Linked DNA regions of Homo sapiens: regions 1, 3 and 4 are each linked to region 2. A link is an interaction called in ENCODE POLR2A ChIA-PET data of the cell type or tissue named here. Cell type or tissue: HepG2. All regions are shown on one strand. Each heading gives the region's core, and the rest is flanking DNA. Links, peaks and the distances in the headings are about the cores only.

The links. Peaks named below come from ENCODE experiments on the same cell type or tissue, not always from the same donor. Only the 100,000 strongest peaks of a DNase experiment are listed, where the experiment ranks them.
Region 1: POLR2A ChIA-PET joins it to region 2 with 34 read pairs; 5 of 35 experiments call an interaction of 5 or more read pairs at or near these places.
Region 3: POLR2A ChIA-PET joins it to region 2 with 15 read pairs; 9 of 35 experiments call an interaction of 5 or more read pairs at or near these places.
Region 4: POLR2A ChIA-PET joins it to region 2 with 11 read pairs; 9 of 35 experiments call an interaction of 5 or more read pairs at or near these places.

What each region holds. Positions count from the first base shown.
Region 1 is chrX:20,434,356-20,438,836 of GRCh38, forward strand. No RefSeq gene overlaps it. Among named protein-coding and RNA genes, the nearest start is that of RPS6KA3, 170 kb to the left of the region's middle. In HepG2, for the core only: no CTCF peak of the experiment used is centred there; a DNase peak (open chromatin) is centred at 1,726.
Region 2 is chrX:20,360,086-20,364,566 of GRCh38, forward strand. No RefSeq gene overlaps it. Among named protein-coding and RNA genes, the nearest start is that of RPS6KA3, 95 kb to the left of the region's middle. In HepG2, for the core only: no CTCF peak of the experiment used is centred there; DNase peaks (open chromatin) are centred at 1,276, 1,716, 1,946 and 2,766; H3K4me3 peaks cover 2,327 bases.
Region 3 is chrX:20,251,070-20,255,550 of GRCh38, forward strand. The region is part of intron 1 of RPS6KA3 (ribosomal protein S6 kinase A3); the gene reads right to left. Among named protein-coding and RNA genes, the nearest start is that of RPS6KA3, 14 kb to the right of the region's middle. RefSeq lists an enhancer at 1,882-2,176. In HepG2, for the core only: a CTCF peak has its summit at 2,042 (motif pointing right); a DNase peak (open chromatin) is centred at 2,062.
Region 4 is chrX:20,257,258-20,261,738 of GRCh38, forward strand. The region is part of intron 1 of RPS6KA3 (ribosomal protein S6 kinase A3); the gene reads right to left. Among named protein-coding and RNA genes, the nearest start is that of RPS6KA3, 7.4 kb to the right of the region's middle. In HepG2, for the core only: no CTCF peak of the experiment used is centred there; no DNase peak of the experiment used is centred there; H3K4me3 peaks cover 1,316 bases.

The sequences.
Region 1 (4,481 bases), core at 108-4,107, 74 kb after region 2:
TGTAGTAGGCACACAAATCCCTGAAGATCTTGTTAGAAAGCAGATTCTGATGCAGTAGGTCTAAGGTGAGACCTGAGATTCTGTCTTTCTGATGAGCTCCCAGGTGATGCTGATGCTGCTGGTTCCTGGAGTAGCAAGGGTCTAGATCTAGAATAGATGGTGGTCACATCTGTTTATGCAGAACAACTAAAATGTATCATTCTTGGGAAGTTTCAAAACTTCAGCTGTATACTAGCCAGAAAAATTCCCAGTAAACTAAGTCAAAATATCCCAAAATGGGAAAGAGCAATTCAATTATTTTTTTTCATGTGAGAATGAAGTCAGAAACATCTGTGTACATTCATCTGGATGGATACAGTGATTTCTAACTTCTGGACCACGCTGAATATTTGAGACGTGCATGTCAGAAAGATTGTTAGGAAGAGACCGACTTCAAGATTTAGGGCAACCAAGCAACTTTTACCTCGGTGTGCTAGGAAAACATCATTTGGAGAAGCTTCAGGCCAGTGTTGACAGGGACTGACTACCTCCTTCTTTGAGAAGTCAAACAGCCAGATTTCTTTGGGTTCAAATCCTGTTGGGGTCTCAGTCTCAGGGCCCACCCAGATGATCTCTGAAGACTGCAGCTGTGGCTTTGCTCCCACCCACACCCATAACCCTCCTTGCTTGCCACTTCCCTTAGCCCCTCAATGATTCCCAGATGCTCCCCATCCATGCTAGTCAGAGGCTGGACCAGCATGTAGAAGGACCAGGTGGCGGAGCCAGGGTGTATCCCTTGGAGGGTCCAGCCTCTGGATGAACTTCTGCAGAGCAGGTTCCAGAGAAGAGAAATCCTTTTGTGATGTCAGAGGCTGGCAATTTGGTTTTCCAAGTTCAAGAATGACCTGATTATTTCCAGCTCGAAAACACCCATGCACTATTGGATATCTTACAATACTTAGTTGGAAGTTTCTAGGAAGATAGTTGTCTGAGTGTTTGGCACGTTGCATCTTTTGGGTCAGAATGTTAGTTTGTTTCCATGGTCAGTACTGTGACTATAGGATTTGTAATGAAATCCAACTGTGTCAGACTACAAATCCCTGTAATGTCTTCTCATAGTTGAAAGAATGGGGAGAAAGAGAACAGCACAGAGAGTTTTGGTTACCTATTGCTGTGGAACAAACTACCCTAAAACTTAGTGGTTTAAAGCAACTACTATTTTAGCTGCTCATGATTTTGTAGGTCAAGTATCTGGAGAGGCACGGTGAGGGTGGCTTGCCTCTGCTTCACAATGTCTGGGTCCTTGGCTTCGGTGGCTTGAATGGTTGGGAATTGGTTGAGATGGCTCACTTGGGGTCATATGCTCGGGTCTCAGTTCTTTGCCATGTGACTTCTTTATGTGGCTAGCTGGGCCTTACCATGGTGGTCTCAGGATATTTAGGCTTCTTATAATCAGACAGTGGAAGCTTCCAGGTTTCTCTGAGGCTTGGCGCTCAAAGGCTTGGCTCAGAGCAAGCACATTGTCATTTCTGTCATATTCTATGGGTCAAAGCAAGTCACAGGGCATGCCCAGATTCAAGGGGAGGGAAAATAGACTCCAGCTTTTGATGGGAGGAGTGGCAAAGAATTGGTGGACACTTTTAAGCTACACAGAGACAGAAGTGGAAAGAAACATTTTTGTTCATGTTCTATCCAGGTTCTGATCAGATTAGTTCAGCTCAAGCAGTCAACAGAGTCCCCTGTGATTCCCGGCCTCAGATTTCTAGTGGCCAATTTTTAACTTTAGGGTAGAGTCAGCAAGTGGCCTTTGAACCTTCAGCTACACACACTCACTTGGTCTTTTCATTTTTATTTTTCAAAACTTCCCTTTTGCTTTTCTGCCTTCCAATAGCAAGTCCTTTCTAGATGAAGGCTTTGTTCAAAAAAATTCTTTTATTATGTATTTTTGTTGTTTTATAAAAATCATCTAAGCAATACATAAATACCTTTTCATTTGCAAAATTATGATGATGTGGCAGTACACATAGTAAAATGTAAAAGTGCCTCTTCACTTTGTCTGTCCATCTACTCACCTTCCCAGAAGCAACAACTGCAGTTTCTTGTCTCCCTTTATACCTTTCTCTATACATATATATTCAAGTACATGTACATATGCTCATACACAGCCTTTTTTCTTAAATAAGATCTACACTGAATTATTCTGCAAGTTACTTTTTCCATGTACTACTATGTCATGGTGATTGTTCTGTATTAATATAGCCATGCACTTCTTTCTTTTAAATGGCTTCATATTATTCTATTGAATTGATATGGTATAATTTATGTAATGACTCCCCTGAGAATGGACCTTTAATTGTAATTTTTTTAAAAAAATGGCAATCGAAGTATTTTTGCATCTCTATGTTTTTGTACATGTGCATATATTTCTATACTTCTATGCGATAGATGCCTGGAGGTGTAATAGCTGGGTCAGATAGCATGGGCATTTTCACTTTCAATAGATACAGACAATTGATCCTCAAAATCTGGAATACCAAATAATACTCCTCCAATCCATTCTCTCAACAGTGAGAAATGTCACCCTTGACAACAGTGAGTATTACTAATATTTTCAATTCTTCCAGGTTGATTGATGAGTAAATATATCTCACCATTGCACTTCTTTCCTGTAATTATTGGTTATTTATATTTTTACTCTGAAATATCCTCTGTCATTTGCGAAGTTAAATAGTATGCTCTTTTTATTTTTGCTAAATATTTATGGGAGCTTTTTATGTATTAATCCTTTGTTAATTCCTAAAATGAAATTCCCAGGTGTGAAATTGCTGGGCTAAGGGAAGGCTTTTGACATTTCCTAGTTGAGTTTTAGGGAACCTTCTCAAGTCTTCCTTCAGATTACACTCTTGAAAGGGGGTAATCCCATCTCATTGAAGAGTTGAGTCTCATTTCTTGACAGTATACAAGCTTTCTGTATCAAAGAAATAAAGCTGTGAACTGTACACTACTATATTCTAAGGCTGTTGAGGGCCAACTGTGATTAGCTACTTTGCAAATAATTGGCAAACTTCTTGAATGTAGCTGAGCTGATGGGGGCTCATTAGTCACTACCAGAGCCAAGGAAGATCTTTCATTCAACGGTAGTATAATTTTTCTTGTTCCTGAAGATTTATGAGGAGAATCTAGACTCTGGTTAGTTGCTGAGCTATTTTTTTTGAATACCTACTATGATCTAGGCACTGTTGTAGGCCCTGTTGCTTATTCTTATGATCTAGAATCTCCAAGGAAGAGGTCAATTTCTGAATATGGCAGTACAGTTTGAAAAGGCCATTTGCAGTTCCAGATTTTTCTTTTTCTTTTTTGGTGATTTGAATTTTATGTTTTGTGAGGCTGAGTTACAGAACTGTATCATTTAGCCACTAAATTTAGCTGACCACTTAGCCTCTGAACCTCAACATGGTTCCTGTGTTCTCTATTCACGTCAGGTACAAAGCAGTTAAAAATGTTTCTTTGTTAGACACAGCCATAAGTGAAAGAGAAAACACTGGTAGAAGTTGAAAAGGCAGATAACTTGTGGTGTGTGGACATGCACAGGAAATAAGCTACTCTTAAAGGAAATATGATTTAGGAGATAGCCAGGAGCTTGCACAAACATTTGTTATTTGAGAGTTTAGAAATTTGCAAAGGTTGCAGGCTATACCTTAGCAGTCTTCTGCACATAATACAGTTTAAACACATTTCATTAAAAAGTGGTGCTACAGAAACAATTGTGGTTAATTTGTGTTTCAGTTATTTGAAGACTTTAAAATCCAGAACACTAAATTGTGTGCCATGAGTGACTGAAGAGTTGTAACTCTGGGAGGTGATTTTCATTGTTGTTTGTTCGTTGGATAGACTAGTGACCAGTTGAAACCTTTGAAGCAAATGTGGGTACTTTGCACATGCATAGCATGGGTGTGTTGGCTGTCGGTGCTCTCATTAATTAGAGGATCACAGCTAATCGTAGTGTGATGCAGGCACATTGGATTTAAAGTATGAAGATTTTATTTGAGTCCTAGCTCTCTTCCTAATTGACTCTGTCAGCTTTGGGAAGTCACCTAATCTCAGTGCTCCATTTTCTTGTCTGCACAACTAAATATGCTGGTCACAGAATTTTGTAAAAACAACCTTTAGATGGGACCCCAACAACCTTTGGAAGGGAAGGTAGTTCACAAACATAAAAAGGCTCTTTCGGCTGGGTGCGGTGGCTCACGCCTGTAATCCTAACACTTTGGGAGGCCGAGACAGGTGGATCAGCTGAGGTCAGGAGTTCGAGACCAGCCTGGCCAACATGGTGAAACCCCATCTCTACTAAAAATACAAAAAATTAGCCAGGTGTGGTGGTGGGCACCTGTAATCCCAGCTACTTGGGAGGTTGAGGCAGGAGAATCGCTTGAACCCAGGAGGTGGAGGTTGCAGTGAGCCAAGACCGCGCCATTGCACTCCAGCCTGGGCAACAAGAGGGA
Region 2 (4,481 bases), core at 361-4,360:
TGATGTGTGAAAAAAAGCACATAAGTTAGGAGGTGATGATTTTATTTTTATGACACTTTATTTAATAAGCTTACCACAGTGTTCTTTTAGATGGAGAATTTCTTGGTCTTAAAAATATGATTTAATGGTACAAAAATCTAAATTACCTTCATCTTTGCAGGAATACATTATTGTATTTAAGCAAGCTGCTTCTGTATTGTTTTATACTTATCACCTACTGTATATGGACTTTGCGAGGCCTGTTTAAGCAGTACTATTATTGTTATTTTGAGACAGGGTCTCACTCTGTCACCTAGGCTGAAGTGCAGTGGTGTGATCATAGCTCACTGAAAGCATTAATATATTGTGTTAAAATTTTGTTATAGTGAATGGTCATTGGTTAGGGTTTGGCAATATTATTGTTGAATAAACTTTCTTGGTCAAAATTGTACTTATTTTTATGAAATCCAATCTGGAATGATCCTTTGGGGTCTTGAAAGATGTAATTCACGTCTTAGAACCTGGCTTTGGAAAAATATTTTGGCTTGGCATAGTAGATATTTTGTTTTTAATCTGACAAAGCTTTTCAACTCTCTTTACTAGTTTTCTTTTCAATTTGTTAGAATCCTTTAACTAAAAGAATAATGAATTTTTTTTTCCAAGAAGGCAGGAGGTACTCTGAATATTTTAAAAATCCATTTCCTAGAAACGAAAATTTTTGTTTTTCCTATTGCTGAGGATAGCGCAATTAAATTAGAGACACTCTTGTGGCATTATGAGTAGTTTTCTGAATTTTTCCTTCCCTTTTTGATATGTCAGACCTGTAAAGCATAAATTATAATTTGAGATTCAAATTTTGTTGTTTTAGTTCACTTCAAGTAACACCTTGCTGTTAATTTCTACCGATTTCTACTCAAACAGATTGCAAATTGTTTAGAATTGTTACCAGTACAAATTGTTTAGAATTGTTTCCACAGAGTAGGGAGGTTGTAAAATGTTAATTGAGCGGAAGAATTTGATCTTTGCAGATTAGTGGGTCTTTGTTATCTCGGAAAGCGGGATTTAAAAAAAATCCTCAACCTTACATATTATCCCCTGAAAATGCCAAACAAAAATAGTAGTTGTAGCTGCTTTAGTATATGCAAGTAAACATTTGTTCAGGTGAGAAAGGAATGTGTTATCTAAGGCAAGGGGGAGACCGCTATCACTTGACAGGGGAGGAATTTTAACTGAAAGGGCACTTTCTAAATTTCCAGATGAGCCCACAGAAATGACAGACATTGAAGACTCACAGACTTTTGTGAACAGAATTTTTGTGGCAAAACATGGAAAACAGAGAAAGCATGTCATGTTTTATCCATGTGCTCGGTTGTGCCAATATTGGCTGAATGTTGCACAACAGCCCGGTAGCTGCACTTACCGCAGCTGTCGTTTAAGGAATGTGGCAGATTTGCTAGACTTAAAAATTGTTCCAGCAAAAATTCCATTTTTACTTTAGGAATTTTACTTAGGAATTGGGGAGAAAGCTCAGAAAAATGCAGAGTTGGATGCTTGCTGCCATTTACTTGTCCAGTCTCATCTGTCTTCCCTGATATTTGGGCTAGGGGCAGGCACAGCTGGGGCGGAGTCTCAATGGGCTGGACAGGGTTGGGGAGAGGGAGAAACTGTCTTTTATCCAGGGTGGCAGTGTGTGAAGCTGCTGGGCAAATAACAAGAATCAACTTGGTTGGAGTTGGGGAGGAAGCTGCTCACCCCAAAACAAGGCAAAGTCCAGAAACAAGTGCCTTGCAAGGACTTCTGAAGCCAGGGGCAAAAAAAAAAAAAAAAAAAAAAAGCCTGCAAGGATTTTGAAGCCTGGTGCTTTCTCTATGCAGTTTCTCTGCAAGCTCTCATGGGCACTGCTGCATCTGAGTCTCCTTTCTCTCCCGTTCTTCCCAGCTCCCTTTCACCAGTTGACCCGGTGTGGAACTCTGAAAATCTAAGAGCTCACCCATCTGGAATGTTAAGAGGCAGCATCTAGATAAAAGGGACTTGGATTACGCAAGAGAAACAGGGCTGCTTTTTCCTTGTCATTTTTTCTTTCTATCTATTTGGGTTTTTAAAAATTGTTATAAAATATGCATAACATAAAATTTACCATTTACATGTTTGAGTGTTCAGTCCAGCGCACACTCAAATACAGTTAAATACATTCCCACTCATGTGCACCCACCACTGTGCATCTATCTCCAGAGAGAGCTTTGTCACCTTCCCAAACAGAAACTCTGTACCCATTAAACACCAACTCCCACTTCCCCGCTTCCCTGCTTCCCCCAGGTTCTGGCAACCACTCTTCTACTTTCTTCCCTTATGAATCTGATTGTCCTAGGTGCCTCATACGCGCAGTTTCATCATTGTTGTGTGGGCATAAAAATCCCTCCTAGCGCTGTTTGCTGTGCACTTGTTGACTGAGGGCTGGCCTCTAAATGCAGACAGGACCGATGGGGGCAGATACGAGGGTGAGGGTGTCTGTATAGCTGAGCAAATGCTGAGCAGGAACACACAGCACGTTAACAATATGTACACCCACACGCATGCTGCTGGGAATGAGTGAAGAGGAAGCTGCCATGTTAGAATGGAGTTTGGGCCGGAGAGTCTCTGCATTTGTTACTCACTGGTGGACGGAGGAAGCTGAATTCTAAAAGCCGTTTAATGAAGGAATGGTGAGGGCTGGGCAAACATGATTAGTCACAGAGCTCCAGGCCTAGGTTATTTATTCTCTAGAGAAGCCCAGGGCTTGTGAGTGGGATGAATTGCTGACTGGCAAGCTGAGTAAATTTGACCAAGAGGCCTAAACTGAGGGGGAAACTGGTCTCTTTATGAGCTCTATTGACACTGAATAGAAATATGGGCTCCATTCCAATTTGTTTCCTAGCAAAATAAATACATAAATATCAAGAGAACTTCCTTGTTTTCAGAAAGAGGAAAGAGTTGAAGTTATTGTAAGTATAAAAGGCAAATGAAAAGGAGATGAGTGGTTTTGAGGATACGATAAAAATATCTCGGTAGGCAGTTACACGTAAGTGTAAGAGGATACTCTGAAATCTTTCCTGGCTGCGAGAGCGAGAGGAGTGGATTACAGCACCCAGCAAGGTTGTGGGTGTGATTATATTCGCGGGTGTGCTGGACTTGGACACCGGACCAACTAACAGCATAAACCTTTGAAATAACGTGTTTGTTTTTGCCAAAATAACAACACGCTCATCTCCCTTAAAATGTCAACATTGCGTTAAAGTCTAGATCCAAATATGCATGGAAATATTTATTGAGTGAAAGAACGAACAATATATGTAATTTAGAACTATGAAGAGTTGCCGGTTTAAAGAAATCCTATGCATTTTAAGATACCTAGACAAACGCCCTGTTCCTGACACTGTTTAGCTCTCACATCTTACCACTGCATTTGCTTTAATCAGGGATCTTAAGACTATCTTGTGGGCTCCTTCTTGGTAGGAGCTAAATTGTTACAACCAACATTTCACACTTTTCAAGCAGATAATAGCCTGCCCACAGGTAGTGTGTATCTGTTATTACATATAATAAACCAAACATTGAAAAGTTAACTGATAGATCCTTTCACACTTTTAGTTTCTTACAGCAGTTTTGATCATTTATCTATTTAATATTTTCATGTCCTGATAATACATGGTTATTGTAAAAAATTTAGGAAATATAACCATAATGAAAATATGGAAATTACTGGTAGTCCACTGTCAGAGATGAATATGATTATATTATGATGTATTTTCTCTAATCTAATTATATATGCCTATAGATCCTTCTCATTTGATGTTTCTTCCTGCACATTTTCTCAGCCATTCAAAAATTTTCAGACATGGTTATTATGATGGCTAGATCATTTCATCACATGGCCTGTACCACACTTTCTTTAAGTGTTCGCCCGGTGTCAAACATTTAGATTCTGTCAAGTTTTTGTTATCAGAAATGACTCTTGGGTGAACATTCACTATGACAATCTTACATTTTTTTCCTCAGGCTGGAATCCCTAGGATTGGGCATAAACAGTTTTTAAAGTTCTTAGAACATTTTCTTACATTCCTTTTTCTCAAAGTTATACCAATTACACTCCTGCCAAGTGGACATTAAGATGCCTGCTACTATTATCCTTAAAACGAAGTCAGCACAAGAATTTAAAAACAGGCTAGACATGGTGGTGTGTGCCTGTAGTCCCAGCTACGCAGGAGGCTGAGGTGGGAGGATCTCTTGAGCCCAGGAAGTCGAGGCTACAGTGAGCCATGATCACATCACTGCATTCCAGATGGGGCAACAGAGTGAGACGCCCGTCTCAAAAATAAATAAATAAATAAATAAATAAATAAATAAATAAATAAATATAAAAAGAATTTAAAAACAAACTTTTTTACTTTGGCAGGTGTAAAATGATTATCTCAGAGCTGTTTGCATTTCTTTGATTGTTAATTAAGCTAAAAAATTCAATGTGT
Region 3 (4,481 bases), core at 157-4,156, 110 kb before region 2:
TAGAAATCTGGGTTGACAGTATCTTCTTTCAGCACTTGAAAAATGGTGTGCCATATCCTTCTGGCATCCATAGATGTTTTGAGATGAGGTCTCACTGTGTCGCCCAGGCTGGAGTGCAGTGGTGTGAAGATGGCTCACTGGGGCCTTGACTGTCTGGGCTCAAGTGATCCTCCAGCTTCAGCCTCCCCAGTAGCTGGAATTACAGGCACGTGCCACCATGCCTGGCTATTTATTTTTATTATTGTTATTATTTGTAGAAATGGGGTCTTGCCATGTTGCCCAAGCCGATCTCGAACTCCTGGGCTCAAGCAATCCTCTTGCCTTGGCCTCCCAAAGTGCTGGGATTATAGGCGTAAGCCCCTCAAAGTGCTGGGATTACAGGCGTAAGTCTCCCAAAGTGCTGGGATTATAGGCGTAAGCCACTGTGCCTGGCAGACGTCCATAGATTCTGATGGAAAATCTGCTGTCGCATGAGTTGTTCCCTATAGGTAACAGTTCATTTCTCTCTAACTGCTTTAAAGATTCTTTAATTTTCAAAAGTTTGATATTTTACTTTTTCAATTGTCATAAAACATAACATAAAATTCACTATCTCAACTATTTTAAGTGTATGGTTTAGTAGTATTAAGTATATTCACATTATGCAACTAATCTTCAGAACTATCTTGCAAAATTGAAACTCTGTATCTATTAGACAATAACTACTCATTTTCAAAAGTTTGATTTTGATTTTGTCTAGGAGTGGATTACTTTGCATTTATCTTATTTGGGATTCAGTCAGCTTCCTGAATCTGTAAGATTATGTCTTTTGCAAAATTTGGGGAAATTTCAGCCATTATTTCTTCAGGTCCAGTTTCTTTTTTCCCTTTCTGGGACTCTGATGACATAAATGTTAAATCTTTTGTTAATGTTCACCAGGCTCTTGAGGCTCTGTTCATTTTCCAGTTTATTTTTTCTCTATTGTTCATTTCTATTGCTTTATCTCCAATGTTATTCTTTCCTATCATCTCCATTCTTCTATCTAGCCCATGTAGTAAGTTTATTTGTTACTGTATTTTTCAGTTCTAAAATTTCTATTTGGTTCTTCCTTATGGCTTCCATTTCTTTTCTGAGACTAATTTTTCATTTGTTTCAAGAGTGTTTGTGATTGCTCACTGAGGCATTTTTGTGATGGCTGCTTTAAAATTCTGGTCTGATAATTACAACATCTGAATTATCACAGTGATGATGTGTGTTGACTGTCTTTTCTCACTCATGTTGCGATTTTCCTGGTTTTTGGTATAAGTGATTTTTTACTGTCTAATGGATATTTGGAGATTATAGGACTCTTTCCTATTTAATCTTTTTTTTTTTTTCCCCGAAGCAGGCAGTCCTCCTGTTGAGGTGGAGTGTGTATGTTCAACTTCCCTCTGGGCCGCACCAACATCACCCAGGCAAAAGTGGAGCAATGACTCACACTGTTTTGTTGCAGATGGGTGGGACGGAAGTTCAGCTCCACTCTTAGTCCCAATGAAAGTAGGGCACCAACCTGTATCACCTCACTGCCTCTGAGTAGGGGTGTAAGCTCACCTCCCTGCTGGGCCCCACTGATGACAGGGAGGAGGAAAGCAGAGGGCTGACTCAAACTTCTTTGTTGCTGCACTATAAAGCCAAAAGCTCAGCTCCCCAAAGGACCCAGCTAACAACAGGGGAGGGTAGAGAAGGAAGCAGAATGCCAACTAGCCCTGCCACCCATCACTTGCCAGATGGGAGTGAAGGCTCAGTTCTCCACTGGGCCCCACTGACATTAGTGGAGGTAAGATGTGTTGAGAATCCTACCTCCAACCATCTTGTTCTGCCTCGTTGATGTAAGGTGAGGGTAGAGTATGGATTAGCCCTGGCTCACGTCACCTTGTTAAGTGTCATTGCTTCTGGGTTGGGGTGGAGGCTCAATCTGCTACTAGACCCCACTGCTGCTAGACACCACCCTGGCAAGAGCATAACTTCCTTCAGCTTGAAGTGGAATGAGGGAAAACGCTTCCTGCCTGGTCTGCCAAAACCACCCAGCAGGGGGAACCAAAGTGCTGTCTGCTTTTGCTGGGCAAAGAAATGGGTGCTTAGGTCTCTGATCTCCCCAGCCCACACCACTGGGTTGGGGAGTGAGAGCACTGTTATTTGCTTCTTTGGGGTGGGGTGGGGTGGGGTTTTTCTGATGGTATTTGGCCAGGGTAGGGTGAGTATTGTCAAAAAGGTTTAGACTTACTTGGCTACCTTTCCCCCAGTTGTTTGTCTAAAGGAAACAGGCTTTTTCTCAGAGCTCTTTTTGTCTGTGACTGTTGGCAGTTCTAGTTTGGAGGCTTTCATAGCACCCTGTCTAGGATATATGGGAGGTGACAGGAAGAACACAAATAGTGAATTCCCTGGGTTTTCTTGAGTCTCGAGGTCTGCAGGCTGTTTGCCTTCTTTTTCCACCTTTAGAGTGTTCCTGTGCTTGTTTGTTATGTCTACAGTGTTTTCGCTGTAAGGGAGATCAAGGAGGAATAGGGGTCCTCTATCTTGGCAGAACCAGATGTATCCTCCAAGTGATTAATTTTTATGTTGAAAATAACATTTATTTTCTAATTTTCCACATTATGGTTGAAAATGTACTACAGAAAACTGCTGTAACATTATAGGTCATAATTTCCTCCTAAAGATCCAATTACATCTGCTTATATTATTCTTTACTAATTTACCTTGTTTCATGCTATTAAACTTCCTGCCCACCCTAGTACTTCTAGACTTTAATGTTCCAAAAGAAAATAAATCCATTTAATTCATTTTCACCTAGTAGTATACTATACATACTCAGAAGAGCTGGCGGGGGAGGGGAGGTGGTGGGCAGGAGATAGCTTTAAAACTCATTTATGAGCTCTTCTTTTTATTAATCCAAGGCAAAACTTATTTTTAATTTGCCTATGACATTTCTCTAAGGATTACTTAATATGAACATCCATTTTGATAGCTATTACTCTTGAATTATACCAACAGCCAGCAGGAACTTGAAGGAAAAGAGGCAAATAAGGTTTTGTTTTATTTGCATTTTTACTTCTTCAAATAACATACCTGTATACGTTACTTCACTTGAGATGGATTCCTGAATTCATTTATCTGTTGACTTATATTTAATTTCAGAGATTCTAGGCATATTATCTTCCTATTAAGATTAATAATTAATCTTCAATTAACTCTTGCACTTTTGCTTTAAATAAGAAACTATAGACTAGTTTAGGCCGAGGAGACTCTAAGGAAAAATATCACTGCCCCAATCTTTGTTTTCTTTCTGTAACTTTCTTTTTTAAGTTCTATAACCAATATTTAATTCTTTGTTGTGTTCCTCTAGGAATTCCACTCTGGCTGAGAGAAAGGGTGCCCTAGGTGAGAGGTATCCTAAGGCACTTTCATAGAACCTAGAGCTCTATTAACCCATTTGGAAAACCACTATTTTAGGAAAAGCCTTGTATTTATCAAATCTAAAAAGAAAGAAAATATCTTAAAAGCACGTATTGAAACTAAGTTTTCTGAGAAGAAATACATATACAAGGAACTTCCCTATCAGCATTAGAACAAAAGCCAACTTAAGTCCCTAAAACGGTAACAAAATAAGCACGTGAATTATGTATACGAATGGACAAGAAGCACATGAAAAGATCCTTAACATCATCAGTCATTAGAGAAATGCAAATCAAAACCACAATGAGATACCATTTCACACCCAGTAGGATGGTTATAGTAAAAAAGACAATAATAAGTGATGGCAAGGATACGGAAAAGCTGGAACTCTCATACACTGCTGATGGGAATGTAAAATGGTACAGGCCAGCTGGAAAAGTTTGGCAGTACCTCAAAAAGCTAAACATAGATTTACCATATGACTCAGCAATTCTACTCCTAGGTATATATCCAAGAAAACTGGAAACATGTGTTCACATAAAAACTTAATACGAATGTTCACAGCAGCATTATTCATAATAGCCAAAAGGTAGAAACAATTTCCAACGTCCATCAACTGATAAATGGATAAACAAACTGTGGTATATCCATAAAATAGATTATTCAGCCACATAAAAGAATGAAGTCTTCCTACATGCTACAACATGTATGAACCTTGAAACATGCAAGAACCTTGAAAACAGACACAAAGGCCACATACTGTAGGATTCCATTAATATGAAATGTCCAGAATAGGTGAATCTAGAGACAGAAAATAGATTAGTGATTGCCAGGGACTGGGGGAATGGAGGAAATGGGGAGTGACCGCTAACATGTATGAAATTTCTTTTTGGGGGTGATGAAAATGTTCTAGGAAATAGATAGTGGTGATGGCTGCACAACCTTGGGAATATAGTAAAAGCCACGAATCATATACAAGGGTGAATTTTATAGTATGTAAATATCTCAATTAAAAAAGGAATTAGGCTGGGTAAGGTGGCTCATGCCTGTAATCCCAGCATTTTGGGAGG
Region 4 (4,481 bases), core at 212-4,211, 100 kb before region 2:
TGGTTTGTAGGTAGGAACATTCTGAAGTTGTTTTTGTAAACTAAGGACTGTATTTTCCAGACTTACGAGTTAAAATTAGCAGAGAGTAGAGAAAAAGTAATATTTGAACTTTTGTGCATTGTGGCTCTTTCAGAATTTGTATTTAAGATAGTTTACATAAAATTAAAGAGTTGTATTGATATGATGTGGATGACAAAATGAATTTTAGTGAAATAAATGTGCTGCACACGCCAACTCTGACTTTGTTAACATATCACCTGCAGCAGGTCTGCCTGAACAGGTCTCAATTTTCTTACATAAATAGGGTAGGGCTAAGTTGTTCTCTAAAATTATATGCTAAAAAAATTTAAATGCTTTCATATTTCAAAATGCACCAATCCACTTTTTCCGTTTTAACTAGCACAGTACAGTGAATGCAACACAATATTTAAACAAATTACCATACAGTAATTTATTTATCCAATAATATAGAAGATAATTGTATATTTTTCTCCCCAGAGACATTAGTCTTACTGTTTATGTCTCGGTCTGTAAGCTCGGTGCACAAGAGGAAACTTGTAATTACAACATTTTTTGATATTTAAATTTGCCCCAATGCTTTAGTGTTATCACTTGAATGAGATGTCACAGTAAAACTATTAAAGCTGTAGGAAGAGTAGAATGGTGATTTGTGGGGTATGTACCACCCTAGAGGGTTTATCAGAATCTTCAGGGTAGAAAAGGACAAAACTAACCTGATTAAACATAATTTGAAAAAGCATGTTAAATATTTGTTTTTAGAAAAGGTTTAGCCTATTAATTTCAAGATACAAATCATACAAGGTAGAAATGAAAAAACACTGGTGTAAAAAATGCATTCAATTTGTACTAATCCTGTAATCTGGAATTGTACTGTTCAACATGGTAGCCAATAGCCACTGGTGACTATTAGATAAAATTTAAAAGTTCACTTCCACACTAGCCACATTTCAAGTGCTCAACAGCCACATATAGATAGCAGCTACTGTACTAAACAGTGCTGATCCAGAAATTTTTTGTGATTTTAAGTAAATCTTTATTATTTTACATTATTTTCAGATAGATGCCTCTGTTCCTAAATGTGAAGAAATGAAGTAACATTCTAGGTAGCTGAGATTTTTGCCACAGGTTTTACAAGATTTCTGGAGTGAAGATTTATCCCAAACCACTGCACTTGAGATGCATTTCAATCTATTAATGTCAAAATGATCTTTTGCTTCAGGCTATCATTTGACATCTGCTTCTAACACATATCAAATGACTGAACCAAGTTTCCTAGGACAAGCTTTGTGGCCCAAAGAATTAGAGACAAGCTCACAGAAATCTAAATGACCAGGTCAGATTTGAAGATGAGATTATCACCATATGTAAGATTATAAAAATCAATTTATATGGTGGACAAAACAAGTTTTTAAGTTATATAAGAGACCATGGATATATTAGTTAAGATGGGAAAATTCGATTTAACTTATGGTTGTAATTCTACTATGACAAGAAATCTAAAAGTGCTTTTAGATTTACACCTACGTGTAGAGTAACAAATATTTAGGAAACTAGCACTACTTTATGAGAACAACAGAAAAGGACTCACAATGTGGAGATGTGACTCCAGGCAGGGCAGTAGGCTAGCTTTCAATTTAAAGCTGCCTGTTTTTTAGTTCATTCATGTTCTACTTTCTAGCTGACATCTTCAAGAGAGGAAGGTAAATATGCAGGGCAGGTAATGTCAGCAATTGAGCCATTCTGTTATGGTATGTAAAACATAAAATCACTATTTATTATTTGGTAATATGCCCAGCAAATACCCCTGACCCCAGAGGTATTTGTACATGATGAGCAGAGACCAGAAAAAGAGTGAGGATGCTATTTTACATTATTTGGAAACTGTAACTTTTTTATATTACTAATCCTAGCTATCTATTCTCTAGTAAGTGAAAACAAGAAGCAATTAATTTAAACAGGAAAATGGGAGAGAAAAGCAGATTAACAGTGGCATAAAGTGGCATATAAGAGAATTTTTAAACTACAAATATTAGACATAAGTTACAGAAACAGTCAAGGTACAGGCCATTTAGTAGGGGCAATTAGCTTGATATTAAGTAGAATATGACCATTAATTTTCAGAACAGTGAATCAAAAGTGTAAATTATTTTTAACTTTTATTTAAATTATTATTAAATTTATATTCACTATTAAGACGGAACATTTTTATACAATTTAATTTAGAAAGATTTCAATTCAAAATGAAACAAAACTCTTGACAGTTAAAGAAAACACTTCAATATAGTCAATTAAACATAACAGCTCATTTCCAGGCAATACTGGATCGCGTTACTGTAGTTATCAGACTTTCCAAAACTGTGTTCTGCAAAGCACTTTGTGTCCACTGAGACTTCAATAGATGGTTTACAAAAAAGGGGTTCTGACATCAAGTCTCAAATGCCGTGGGCCATATCCATTTTGCAGATTCATTGTATACAACATCTTAAAAGTTCTAAATTATACAGTAAAGACAGGTTAAATCTTATTTAATGCCACATTTCCCCAACTTACTTGATTATGCCACACTACCTTATTTTTTGGAGGGGGGTGATTCTTGAGGCATGGATACACCTTTTAACATCATATCTCCAGAGACTTTTCGGCTTGAAAAATACTATATATACTATTTAGAGTTCTGTAAGAACCAACACCACATTACAGACAAAATCTAAAGGATTACATTTCTAGACAGGAAAACCCAGTTACCCTATGGCATTTCGAAATAACTAAAACAAATGTATTTATAGTAATGGGGAAGGAGGTGTGACATATTAATTTCCTTCCCTAAAAATTAACAGAACGGATTCATCCTAAAATATAAAAAGGTGTGCACATTTTGTGTTGGTATGTTTTAGAAAGAAAGTTAAAATTCTACCTATTGATGCTATAAACTGACTTTAACCATTTCTTCAGGGACACATTATCTTCAAGAGGTAGACATACAGAATACACTATATTTCATTGATTAAAAGATACAATCAAGTGTAAGATACACTATTATTTTATATATTGTTAAGGAAAAACATGCTGCTAATTAAACTATGACATCCCATGGACTGTGAGACATCTTCCAATTTGAGCAATGTTAAAAATGTGAACAAACTTTCCTTTCTTCCTTCTTCCACATATATTCTTCACAATGTTGTTTTTTCCCTTTAAAGACAATACTGAGGAAGGGATCAATGCAAAAAGGGTAAGATTAAAGAGATTTCTGTTCCCCTTGCCCTTTCAATTACGTTCAGATATTACCATGACTATTTAAACTGATCAATCAAATAAATCACTTTTAATTGCTTTGCTGGATTCTAAAAAATTACCCCAGAGGAAAAACAAAGAACTGAGACAGTTCTTTAAGAGGGATGATTCATTGTAACTATTGTTTATTAAAAACTTAAACCATGTACTGAACCAAGTACTTTACATATATTATCATTTCATTTAATTCTCACCAAAACTCTATGAGGTAGACATTATTTTCATCCCTATTTTACAAATTAGGATGTTGAAGTATAGAGATATTAAATATAACTTGCATAGGGTTACAAAGTTATTAAGTGGCAGAGCCAGGACTCAAACACAGGTCTTTATGGCTCCAGAGCTTATGTTCTTTAACACTTTGCTATTAATCCAAATAACCCCACAAAGTCCCTTCTAAGTTTTAAGAATGAGCAAAAACCAAATTACTTAATTACTAGTAACTAATGTATTTGCTTAAAATAGGTCACATGACAAAAAGACAAATACTGCATGTTCTTACTCACACGTGGGACTCATAGGTAGGGAGTTTCTACTCAGAATGAGAGTTACTAGAGGATAGGACGAGTGTGGGGGTTACAGAGGGGGTGGGGGTGAAGAAAGGTTGGTTAATGGGCACAGTACATACAATTGGATAGAAGGAATAAGTTCTAACAATGGATAGCAGAGTAGAGTAGGGTGACTATAGTTAATAACAATGTTTTATATATTTCAGAATAGTTAAAAGAGAGGATTTGAAATGTTCCCAACACACAGAAATGATTAATGGATATCCCAAATACCCTGATGTGATCATTACACATTCTATGCATGGAACAAAATATCACATGACCCCATAAAAATGTACAAATATTATTTATCAATTGAAAAGTAAACATTTTGGTGTGCCAAAGTTTATCTTTCAACAGTTTGTTTAACCAAAGAGACAACTTCCTCCTATGTTTCTGTACATTAGGGATTAATAAATATTGGCTTTTAAATTGTACAACTTGATAAACTGTCAAAAAATAAATAGGCCAAATGTATTAAAATAATCATAATGTGCTATATGGATACATTTTATCCTGAACCTGTTTTATAAAACACATACACACACAGACACACACACATTTGCGTTTGTTTTGCTAAATCATGACAAAACTTAATGATTAAATATGGTAGTTTTT